Regions from separate parts of the Homo sapiens genome. Here regions 1 and 3 are each linked to region 2. Evidence: chromatin loops called from intact Hi-C (ENCODE). Cell type or tissue: CD14-positive monocyte. All regions are shown on one strand.

Region 1 (4,000 bases), 110 kb before region 2:
GAGACAACTCCCTAAAAGAATGGATCTTTCTCTTTCCAAAGTAGACTACCAAATATATGACTTGAAGTACTGCTTATTGGAGGATTTTCCTTCACCACTGTCCTTGGGTGCCACATATACTTTGTCTAAGGATACAGTACATGCTTTGAACCAGAGACCACACCTATGGTGCTATCTTCTCTATAGCTAGAACACAAGGGTCTGGGAATGAAGGACTGAAAGTAGGAGTGGCTCATAAAACCCATGCACAGAATTTTGCTTCCTATTCTTACAACTCTGGGCTCTGCTGATCTGAAGATCTTAGTTTCCAAGGAGGGAAGTGTGGTCACCAGGAGGCACAACAGTGGAGCCATCGAATGCAAAGATGATGTTGCCACTTGGCCATTCTGAAGTGCTCGCACCACTTAACCAACAGGGAGAAGAAATAAGTTTCACTCTACTGGCTGGAGTGATTGATCCAAATCTTCAAGAGGAAAATGCATACTGAGCGGAGGCAAGGTGGACTATGGAATTCTCTGGTGGGGGCATCTCTTAGTACTTCCATGCTTAATAGTAAAGGTTAATGGAAAACTACAGCAACCAGAAAGAGGCAAGGCTATTGAAGACTCATACACTTCAGGGAAGATAATTTGGGTCACCCCACCGGGTAAAGAAACTTGACCAGCTGAGGTCTGGCTGAGGCAAGGGAAATCTGGAATGGGAAGTGGAAGAAGAAAGTCATAGATATGATTTTATAATTGATCTTGTGGCCAATTATAAAAGTGAGGACTATAGTAGCTTTGCTTGTATATATTTATATATGCTAACCATTTCTAATTTTCCTTCTTCCCATTGTTATTTTATATACTGGTTATGGGAGGTTAACTCTATTATTTATTCTTTAGGTAACAGAATATTCTGTTGGACTGGACTACATTGGAGGAGTAATTCATTCATATAGCCAGCAATGGATAGAATGACTTTTGAGATTGAGTGTCTCCTAGTTTAAGAGAAAGTATGACAACTTTCCCACTTGCACAAAGGGTAGATGTGTCCCAGGTGGAAACAGAGTTGTTTTGTTGTTATATGGAAGTCCAAATTCCTGTAGGGATACAAATGGAAACAATAGCCAAAGGGGTGGACTGTGCCAGTTACTAACTTGTTGCCTTTCAGCTGTAAATGTATCCTCCTTTGTGATCATGGAGCTGGATCCTGTAAAAATCCTTTCAGCTGTAAATGTATCCTCCTTTGTGATCGGAGCTGGATCCTGAAATTCTTCTTTGCCAGCTCATAATTGTTGTTAGAAAGGCAGGAGAAGGGCCAGGCGTGGTGGCTCACGCCTGTAATCCCAGCACTTTGGGAGGCCGAGGCAGGCGGATCACCTGAGGTCAGGAGTTTGAGACCAGCCTGGCCAACATGGCAAAACCCTGTCTCTACTAAAAATACAAAAATTAGCTGGGCATGGTGGTGGGCACCTGTATCCCAGCTACTCGGGAGGCTGAGGCAGGAGAATCGCTTGAACTCGGGAGGTAGGGGTTGCAGTGAGTCTAGATCGCACCACCGCACTCTCCAGCCTGAGTGACAGAGCGAGACTCTGTCTCAAAACAACAACAACAACAACCCAGGGGAAGGATGCTGCAAGAGGAAGAGAAACAAAGTTCTAGTAGGCTTAACTTCCCTTTAATTAAGCATTGACAGAGCCAATAAACAGATTACAAAAAAGTTATAATACCTAAAACATACCAAATAAGGCATGTTAATTTATATGAATATATGTAGAATTTTATACCTTGAAAACCAAGAATACATGTTTTTTTCAAGTGTCCATAAAACATTTGCTAAAACTGATCATAGATGCAGCCACAGAGCAAACAACTTCCGCGAAGTAGAAATAATACGGATAACATTCTGTGATCAAATGGAATAAAAGAGAAAAATTAAATACTAATTTAAACACACACACACACACACACACACACACACACACACACACACCAGAAATTTTTTAAATGCCACCTGACACTTTAAAAAAACTTTTTTTTTTTTTTGGCTGGGTGCAGTGGGTCATGCCTATAATCCTAGCACTTTGGGAGGCTGAAGCAGGCAGATCACCTGACGCCAGGAGTTTGAGACCACCCTGGCCAATATGGTGAAACCCCATCTCTACCAAAAATACAAAAATTAGCCGAGCGTGGTGCCGGGTGCCTGTAATCCCAAGCTACTTGGGAGGCTGAGGCAGGAAATCGCTTGAACCTGGGAGGTGGAGGTTGCAGTGAGCTGAGATCGCACCATTGTACTCTAGCCTGGGCGATAGAGCAAGACTCTGTCTTAAAAAAACCAAAAACCAAAAAACAAAACAAAACAAAAAACACCTTTTTTTCTCACACAACTCTTTGGTCAAAGAGGAAGCTGAAATTAAAATTGTACAATATCTAGAAAATAGTGATGAAAAGCCTACTTAGAACTTATGAGAATCTCGTACCTAATGCAGTGACCAGAAGAAAATTACAGCTTTAAATAATTAATAAACAAGGAGGAATAAAAGAAAAAGAAACAAACATCTACCAGCAAATGTTAGAAAAAGAATACCAAAACAAAGTTCATAAAAGCAAAATGAAGAATTAATAATAACTGGAAATTAATACATTTGCAAAGAAAAAAATGGCAGAATGAATAAGTGAAATCTGAGTGTTGGGTCTTTGAATTGAAACAAACAGCAAGAAACTGTTAGCTGAGCTAATTTTTTAAAGAAAAAGAGAAAAATCACAGTTACACAAAATAAGAATTGATAAGTAGGAAATTAACGGTAGATATATAAAGAATTTAAAAGATTTATAAGAGATGCATATGTTCAACTCTGAAAATAAATGTGAAAATCTACATGAAATGAATAATTTTCCAGGGAAATATAATTCATCAAAAACCAACTCCAGAAGAGATGAAAACTCTAAGTAGACAATTGACTTGGAAAAAGTAGAGAAAGATGCTAAAGGCTCCCTTCCCATCCCCAACAAACAAGTATGCACTCACCAAACACACACCTAGAAAGTTTCTTATTACAGTTAAGAATAAGAGGATTACCATTATCAATACTATTATTCTGAAAGTAGTTGTTAACAAATTAGATAAACAAATGTACCTCACCTTTGGAAGTTAGGTTAATTTATCATTTATTTGCACATTATATAATTGAATACATGAAAAATCCAAGAGAATCAACTAGAAAACTGTTAAAAAGGATAAGACAGGCCGGTCTCACAGCTATAATCCCAGCAGTCTGGGAGGCCAAGGTGGGCGGATCACCTGAGGTCAGGAGTTTGAGATCAGCCTGACCAACATGGTAAAATCTCGTCTCTACTAAAAATACAAAAATTAACTGGGTGTGGTGGCGTGCACCTGTAATCACAACTACTTGGGAGGCTGAGGCAGGAGAATTGCTTGAACCTGGGAGGCGGAGGTTGCAGTGAGCCGAGATTGTGCCATTGCACTCCAGCCTGGGCAACAGAGCTAGACTCCGTCTCAAAAAAAGAAAAAAAAAAAAAAGGATAAGAGAATTTAGCAATATGGCTGAATTTAAAAATAATATACAAAAATCAATAAACAAAGTAAAATAATCAGAAAAACATAACAGAAATTACTATCCTATTTACAATAACTTCAAAAAATGAAACAGCTATTAAGGTTTTAAATTCTTTTTACTATAGAAGATTTTAAACACACGAAAATTGTAGAGCAATAATTAACTCTGACATACCTATCATCCAGTATCAATAATTATAAACTAATCATGATTCACTTCCCCATCTACCCTCAGATTATTTTGAAGCACATGTGTGAGTTCGTATTATTTAATTCTTAAATATTCAAAGATAGATAAAGATAGATATAAAAGATAGATAATGTAGATTCTATGGAATGTAAGATTCAACATCATAACAAGGAAGAGAGTTTCCAGGTAAGATAAACGCAGACAACAGGCCCATAGAGACAATGTCCAGATTGGGAGGTCAGAGGAAGCCAG
Region 2 (4,000 bases):
TGATTTTAGATCTATGGCTCCCATTATAGCATTCCTATTGGGCAGTGCTGTTCTCCCTTCCCATGAGACCACTTCAGCTGTGAGATGTTTTTCTGGACTAATTTTTTTTTAAATTTTTATTTCTGAGATGGAGTCTCACTCTGTCGCCCAGACGCGAGTGCAGTGGCAGGATCTTGGCTCACTGCAACCTCCGCCTCCCAGGCTGAAGTGATTCTCCTGCTTCAGCCTCCCGAGTAGCTGGGATTACAGGCACGTGCCACCACACCCGGCTAATTTTTGTATTTTTAGTAGAGATAGGTTTCACCATGTTGGCCAGGCTGGTCTTGAACTCCTGACTTCAGGCGATCCACCCAGCTCAGCCTCCCAAAGTGCTGGGATTACAGGCGTGAGCCACCACACCTGGCCTGGACTAGTTACTTTACAGAATCCTAATCATAATCCCTCAATCATGACAATGAATTGGAACAATCTCAAAATGTCCCTCGCACACCTGCCAAAAAAAAAAAAAAAAAAAAGCAAAAACCACAACATATACACATCAACCAGAAGGACCCTTACAACGGAAAATGGCTCAGATCTCCACATAGCCGGAATAATAATTAAACAAGACAACCCTTAGGTTTCTAATTCCCTAACCTCCTACATTCAGCCCTGCCTCAGGTCAGGAAAGAGTTGGCAGGGCTTGCCCGATGTGGTGGCTCACGAGGCTGAGGCAGGAGGATCGCTTGGGCCCAGGAGTTCAAGACCAGCACTGGCAACACAGCAGGACCTCGTCTCTACAAAAGTTAAAGTTAGCCAGGCATGGGGGCACATGCCTGTAGTCCCAGCCTCTTGGAAGGCTTGAGCCTGGGAGGTCAAGACCAGCACGGGCTGGGTGCTGTGTGGCTCACACCTGTAATCCCAGCACTTTGGGAGGTTGAGGCCGTGAGCCGTGATTGTGCCACTGCACTCCAGCCTGGATGACAGAGTGAGATCCAAAAAAAGAAAAAAAAGAGTTGGCAGAGCTGGTCAGGGTCCTCCGGCAGTGTTCCTCCACACACATAACACAGAAATGACTTCAGGGGCTAACTTTTGTTAAGTTTCTGAAAAACATGAATTGGTGCATTTGTTTTCTATTGCTTTGCCAATCTGTTACTGCTAACACGGGGTGTAAAAATCCAGCTCCAATAGATACATCGAGTCGAGAAGTCAGGGGGTTTCCCTTAAGTTTCTGTTGAGTCCCCTGATTAGGATCACAGACTCTGAGAGTGGGAAGGGACTCGGAGGCCATCCGGTCCAATCCTTGAGGTTTCCTCAGCAGCACTTCCCCAGCCCTGCTTCCCTTGGCTTTGCTCACCATTGAGGAAGCTGCCCGTTTTATTCCCAGCTCCATGTGTTCTCATCTCCCACCCGCTGGCCCTAGATTCTACTTCCAAAACGACAGAGTTGGTCTAATTTCTCTTTCCTGAGCAAATCTTTTAATTAGGTAAAGACACCGATCCCTCTTCAAGTCTTTTCCAAATCAATTATCCTTTTTCTTTGTCTTGGTCTTCTCTAAAAAAAAAAAAAAAAAAAAGTGGGGATTGGCCTTTTTACCTCCCTGGCTGCTCTCTTTGGAACTGCTGTGTCAATGTCTCCCCGTATAGTAGGGTGGCCAGACCTGAAGAGTCTACATCCTACTCCAAGCACATGGGAGAGAAGTGAGGCTTTCACTTCCCTTACTCTGGACACTACAATTCTATTTAAACAGCTCTGTGCTTTCCCCACCAGACTTTCCTGAGCCCTAATTTCTTTTGATCACTATACTTCCCCTTCTGGCTCTGAGAAAATCACAGACTTAAAGAGAATTCTAAGCCTATGAAGCTTTGTATGCCAATATCTAAAACAAGCACCTGCAATGGTTTACACCCCTGGCTGTACATGAGAATCACTTGGAAGCTGTACAAATATCAATAGTTAGGTCTTGCCCCAAGGAGGGAAACAGGCCCTGGCTTAGTTATTTTTAGAAGCCCCAGATGATCGTAATGTGCATCCAGGGTTGAACCAGCAATCCAAAGAAACCAGGACTGTGATCTTCATACAGGTTCCAGTTACTTTTTCCTTTGAACTGCAAATATGAATTCTTATTTTGAATTGAACTAGCAGGACTAAATTGGTTCACTATAAACAACTTGAGATTATTCAAAAATCATTTGGAACTTGGACCAAAGGAGAGATGGAATTGATTTAGCAACAATTGAGACCTTATTGAAAGTCAACCTAAAAAGAACATCAGGCTTAGGAGACCTGGTTTATAATTGGTGCATTTGCTTACTAGCTGTGGGATTTGAGCACATCATGTAATCACATTGAAGTTTCTTCATCTATAAAATGGAGGTACTAGTCTAGAAATCTTTTTTTTTTTTTTTTTGAGACAGAGTCTCCGCTGGAGTGCGATGACGTGATCTTGGCTCACTGCAACCTCCGCCTCCTGGGTTCAAGCGATTCTACTGCCTCAGCCTTCTGAGAAGCTGGGATTACAGGCATGCGCCACCACGCCTGGCTAATTTTTGGTATTTTTAGTAGAGACGGGGTTTCACCATGTTGGCCAGGCTGGTCTCGAACTCCTGACCTTGTGATCCGCCCACTTCAGCCTCCCAAAGTGCTGGGATTACAGGTGTGAGCCACTGCGCTCAGCCTAGAAATCTTTAAGGTGCAATAAGGTTTTTTTGTTTGTTTGTTTGTTTTAACTTCTTGAAAAAAAATAGAGACAGTGTCTCACTATGTTGCCCAGGCTGGTCTCAAACTCCTGGCTTCAAGAGATCCTCCTGCCTCAGCCTTCCAAAGCGCTGGGATTACAGGCGTGAGCCACCATGCCTGGCCATGCTTTAGATTTTTGATTCAAGACCAGAAAAGAGCTTGCAAATAAAAAATTTGAAAGTTGTATCTTGCTCCCATTTCAAAAGGATGGGAGCTTCAACAGAGACAAAAATATTATGAAATCTTCAAATTGTCATTCAAATTTTATTTATAATACATATTCCTGATTTTAAATGCGTTGCGCTTAAAGGAGAATAAGGTTTACATTTTATTTATTTATTTATTTAGAGATGGAGTCTCGATCTGTCACCCAGGCTGGAGTGCAGTGGCACAATCTTGGCTCATTGCAACCTCCGCCCCTTGGGTTCAAGCGATTCTCCTGCCTCAGCCTCTCCAGTAGCTGGGATTGCAGGCATGCACCACCACGCCTGGCTAATTTTTTTAGTATTTTTAGTAGATACAGGTTTTCACCATGTTGGTCAGGCTGCTCTCAAACTCCTGACCTCAAGTGATCCACCTGCCTCCGCCTCCCAAAGTGCTGTGATTACAGGCTTGAGCCACTGTGCTCGGTCACGTTTTTATTTATATGGCCAGTGTTCCTTCGGTCTTTTGTCCTGTGAACAGAGCGGTTCACAAGAGTGGGTGATATAACACATCTCCATTTTACCATTTTACAGATGAAATTTTTTTTTTAATTTGACATTTAAAACCGTAAAGAAGTTTGTCCCATTTTTTCCACTCTTTTCAAAGCAACTTATTTAGTATTGACCATGCAGTGTTTATTCGTAAAAATAAAAGTTAAGAGACGTACATACCGGGAATCCTGTTGAGTGTCACCCAGAAATGTTCGTCGGGGCTGTAGGTGTCCTTGGACCAGGAGAGTAAGTCAAGTGCGAGCTGGTCTTGGAGGACGAAGTTAGCAAAGTCCCTTGTGAGAGCCACGTAGGCCGTGCCAAAGTAAATCACCATGTCATGAGGAGGAGGAGTTTTTAATTTTGTTGTTTTAATCACGTAGGAATTTTTGTGGTTTAACAGTTCTTGGTGGACGTATTTAGTCCGTCCAACAGCGTGGTCAGGAGGCAGCACTCCGGGGGTGATATTTTTCCCTTTAAATCCCTTCAGATACTGAACTATTTCCCTGTTGGTTTTCAGGGGAAAGTCTTGCCCGCAGGTGTTGATGACATACTTCCAGGGAACTTCAGAGGCCACAAGGTCTTCCAGG
Region 3 (4,000 bases), 67 kb before region 2:
AACAATGTAAAACAGAACGGATCTCCTTTATGGTAAATGTATACATTTCAAAAACTGTATTATATAGTATACCTATAAGACTTTGATGTAATATTGATATGCACTCTTTTCCCATAAATTCTGAACACTTTTTAAGAATCCTGTCATTGAAACCCAAATTTCAGTATTAGTATAGACACCAAAATATTCATACTGCCCCTTTGCTCAGATATCTATGACATTTCAGAAAGAAATTATAAGAAGCACTAAATATAGAAAGATTATTGTCTTGAAGGACTTAAAAGTCTTATCTTTGTGGCCAGGTTCAGCTGCTAAATCATGCAACACAGACAAATCATTTCGTCTCCCTGTGCCTGGTTTCTCCACTTTAAATGATGAGAGTATCCCTTCCAACCCCAGCACAGGATTACACATTCCACTTCACAAAATCATTCTGTTATTCCTGAAGGAGCCTGAGTTTCTGCTTCTTTCATATCTTCCACTCAAAAAAACTTCATCACCACAACCTTCCTCTTTCTATGTGCCAGGAGTGATGCTCTTGGCTTTAGAATTAATGAGTTATAAGTTATTAAAGAGTTCATAATTCATGGCTCACAGCATGTGCCTTCTCCTCCTTTGCCACCATGAGATTAGCAGTTATTATCATTCCTTGGCTGAGAAAACCCAGTGTGGAGAATTGAAAAGATCTGTCCAAGATCGTAAGCTACAAGAAGCCATGATGTGAGCCCCCTACTCTTGGAGAGAGGGGAAGCTACCGTCTTCATTCTACCATAGCTCTCAATTCTCTGGGGACCACTGGCGGACTCTGAAGGTACATGGCCTCATGTCTAATTCATACGGCACACTGTCTCCTGCTCTTACCTCCGCTGGGATACAATAGATGGAAGCTGATAGGGAGATGGGCAAGATGCCTCTCACTGAAACACCCGGTTTCAGTCTGGTTCAGGTGCTCCCTCATTCTGGTGGAAACAACACCACATATTTTACTGAGGTAGACACAGAGAAGATTCAGGTTATTTGGGAATTGTTAGGTTTTCTCTTTTCAAGAGTCAGTTAACACTGGCCTGGGATTGCTGTTGGCTCCCTGTGTTTCCTAGCGTTGCAGTACGTGGACTGACGCGCCTGTGAACAGCGCACCTGGTACAATCGATCCCACTCACCAATGCCAGATTCTTAGTTACTCTGCTCCTCTCATTCCTTGTGCAGGATGAGCTCTGGTACTATGGGAAGCTGAGGGACGGAGGGAATTCAAGCTGCTTTTGTCTGAGTTTCAGAAAATCTTCCAGACCCTTTGTAATGGCACTTTGGGGGACTGCATTTTTTCTAGCACCTTAACAAGGGGAAATTGTTCATTGCTAATTTTCCCCTTAACGAGGGCAATTGGGTGGAATAAATACAACACTTATTTACACTTACTAGGCACCATGCGCCATTCCAGGCACTTGATATGTATTCATACATTTCATTTGCACAGTGGTAGGTAATGTTAGTATCTCCATTTTACATATACAGAAACTGAGAATCAGAGAGAGAACATAATTAGCCTCACGTCACACACACTAGGAATCTGCAAAGCTGGATTGGAAGCCAAATGATCCGGCTCCAGAGGGCCCCTTCCCTCCCCAGCACTGAATACACTACACTAGCCTTGTCCAGCTCAGCGTCCCTGGGCACATCGAGAAAATACTCTTGGAAACAAGGGGAAATGTGCTACATTAAGAACAATCAGAGAGGTGAAGATATTGTGTAAGTACTTGGTACTCAGTTTCCTCCTTTGGTCAGAATTTTACAGCACAAAAATCACCCCCACACACTGCCTAGGGTGGCTGGCCTGAGTTCTACATTGTAGCAGTAGTGGTGGTTGGCATCCAGATGTGGACACAGTGACCGTGACAAAGAGAGAAATTCAATGCCCAGAGGCCATTGTTTCATTAATCCTACTGTCCACGGTGTAATATAAATAGGAATGTCATGACATTAATATACCGTGGAGAGGGAGAAGGGGGAGAGATGGAGGTGATAACTGAATTAACAATGGCTGAGAGGGGAGATATACCCCCATAGTCTGTAACTCTCACAACAATCTCATGAAATTGGTATTGTCCTCAATTTACAGATAAGTCACCGGAAGCCCATGTTAAGATACGTTAATTGCTCAAGATCTGACAGCAGGGAAACAAAACCTAAGTCTGCCTGCCTCAAATACTTCTGCTTTTTTCACTGCATGCTCCAGAGTTAAAGCAAAATAATACAGGAATCTCTTCGGAGATGACCTAGCCCAATTTCCTCATTTTACACATGAGGAAACTGAGGCCCAGAGAGGTTAAGTGACATGCCCAAGGCCAAACAGTTATCTACAGACAAAGGTTAAAATTTAGAACAGAATTGTATAGTGTGGGTATCTAAGTCACTAGCCTCTCTTACACAGTACTCGAAAGCACTTTTTTAAAAAAAGAAAATTAAACATTCACGCATGGCTCATAATCCTTACTTTCCATTTGCTTAGTATTCTACTGTTTTTAACTGTGCAGTGTGAAGTGTTTAAAAAGTCAAAGTTCATGAGCTACTGTTCCAATCCTTAGTGTCTTCTGGGGTCATCAACACTCACATCCTGGCCAGGCGTGGTGGCTCACGCCTATAATCCCAGCACTCTGGGAGGACAAGGTGAGAGGATTGCTTGAGCCCAGGAGTTCAAGACCAGCCTGGGCAACAGAGTGAGACCCCATCTCTAACAAAAAAAGCAAAACAACAACAACAACAAAAACCCTCATAGCCTTGGAGACACCCAGAGATTCTTCTAGCCCTTTTACAAATATCTTTGAAAAGAAATGTTAGCAAGTCGTAGTCACTGCTATAAGACTGTCTCCAGACCAATTCCAGATATATTTTATGGGGTGGAAGTTGAATTAAGACAATTCCTGGCCGGGCGTGGTGGCTAGTACCTATAATCCCAGCACTCTGGGGGGCTGAGGCAAGCAGATTGCTTGAGCTCGGGAGTTTGACACCAGCCTGGGCAACATGGCAAAACCGTCTCTACTAAAAATACAAAAAATTCGCCTGGCATGGTAGGGCACACCTGTAGTCCCAGCTACTCGGAAGGCTGAGGCACGAGAATTGCTTGAGCCCAGGAGGCAGAGGTTGCAGTGAGCCGAGATCATGCCACTGCACTCCAGCCTGGGTGATAGAGTAAGATCGTGTCTCAAAAAAAAAAAAAAAAAAAAGGCAATTCCTACTTTCTAATAAATTCTCAAACACCTTAAAAACTTTCTTTAATGTCCTAAAACCAAAATTAACTGAGGCTCAGTTTGGTTAAATAACTTGTTCAGTGACTGACAAGCTGTTAAGTAGTGAGGCCTAGGATTCAAAAGATCTGTCCTATTCCAAAGTTTGTATTCTTTCATCCACATCACGCTGCAAGATCAAAGACCTCATGCAAAGTAACGAGGCTTAATAACTTAATAACTGAGGCATCTCAAATTAAATTACAGATGTGAAAAATTAACAACAATGAATCTCATAGAGAAGCCTCTGTGAGAATACGCAGTAATGGAAAATACATTCAGATTTGGCTGAAGGCAAAATATCATCGTGTCAATTCTATATTCAAACATACTTTGGACTCATTGTCTTTTTTTTTTTTAATAGAGGAAACAGAATATTCAGTCTGGAGAAGAGATGAAAACAAGGGAACTTTAATGGTTAGAGGGATACACAGGAAACAGTGTACCCCACTAACCATACAGTGGGATACCAGTGTACCCCACTAACCAATCTTCTACTCTTAGTACCATACTCCTTCCCATTTTTCCTCCAGAAAAACGGAGGCCAAGAGAATGGAAATCTTTTTTTTTTTTGAGATGGAGTCTCACTCTCTTGCCCAGCCTGGAGTGCAGTGGCGCAATCTCAGCTCACTGCAACCTCCGCCTCCTGGGTTCAAGTGATTCTCCTGCCTCAGCCTCCTGAGTGGCTGGGATTACAGGCATGCACCACCACGCCTGGC

Evidence for each region. Hi-C counts contacts between places; a loop is a spot of excess contacts. Peaks named below come from ENCODE experiments on the same cell type or tissue, not always from the same donor. Only the 100,000 strongest peaks of a DNase experiment are listed, where the experiment ranks them.
Region 1: a loop joins it to region 2, with 2.6 times the contacts of the local background. A loop is called at or near these places in 5 of 110 quality-filtered maps.
Region 3: a loop joins it to region 2, with 2.4 times the contacts of the local background. A loop is called at or near these places in 13 of 110 quality-filtered maps.

What each region holds. Positions count from the first base shown.
Region 1 is chr6:10,635,849-10,639,848 of GRCh38, reverse strand. No RefSeq gene overlaps it. Among named protein-coding and RNA genes, the nearest start is that of C6orf52, 57 kb to the left of the region's middle. In CD14-positive monocyte, no CTCF peak of the experiment used is centred here; no DNase peak of the experiment used is centred here.
Region 2 is chr6:10,529,430-10,533,429 of GRCh38, reverse strand. It overlaps GCNT2 (glucosaminyl (N-acetyl) transferase 2 (I blood group)), which reads right to left. Exons shown (of 5, transcript NM_145649.5): 3 at 3,594-4,000. Among named protein-coding and RNA genes, the nearest start is that of GCNT2, 10 kb to the right of the region's middle. In CD14-positive monocyte, no CTCF peak of the experiment used is centred here; DNase peaks (open chromatin) are centred at 1,269 and 1,699; H3K4me3 peaks cover 4,000 bases; H3K27ac peaks cover 4,000 bases.
Region 3 is chr6:10,596,375-10,600,374 of GRCh38, reverse strand. All of the region lies in intron 3 of GCNT2 (glucosaminyl (N-acetyl) transferase 2 (I blood group)), which reads right to left. Among named protein-coding and RNA genes, the nearest start is that of GCNT2, 77 kb to the right of the region's middle. RefSeq lists an enhancer at 3,456-4,000. In CD14-positive monocyte, no CTCF peak of the experiment used is centred here; DNase peaks (open chromatin) are centred at 1,774 and 2,204; H3K4me3 peaks cover 1,434 bases; H3K27ac peaks cover 3,877 bases.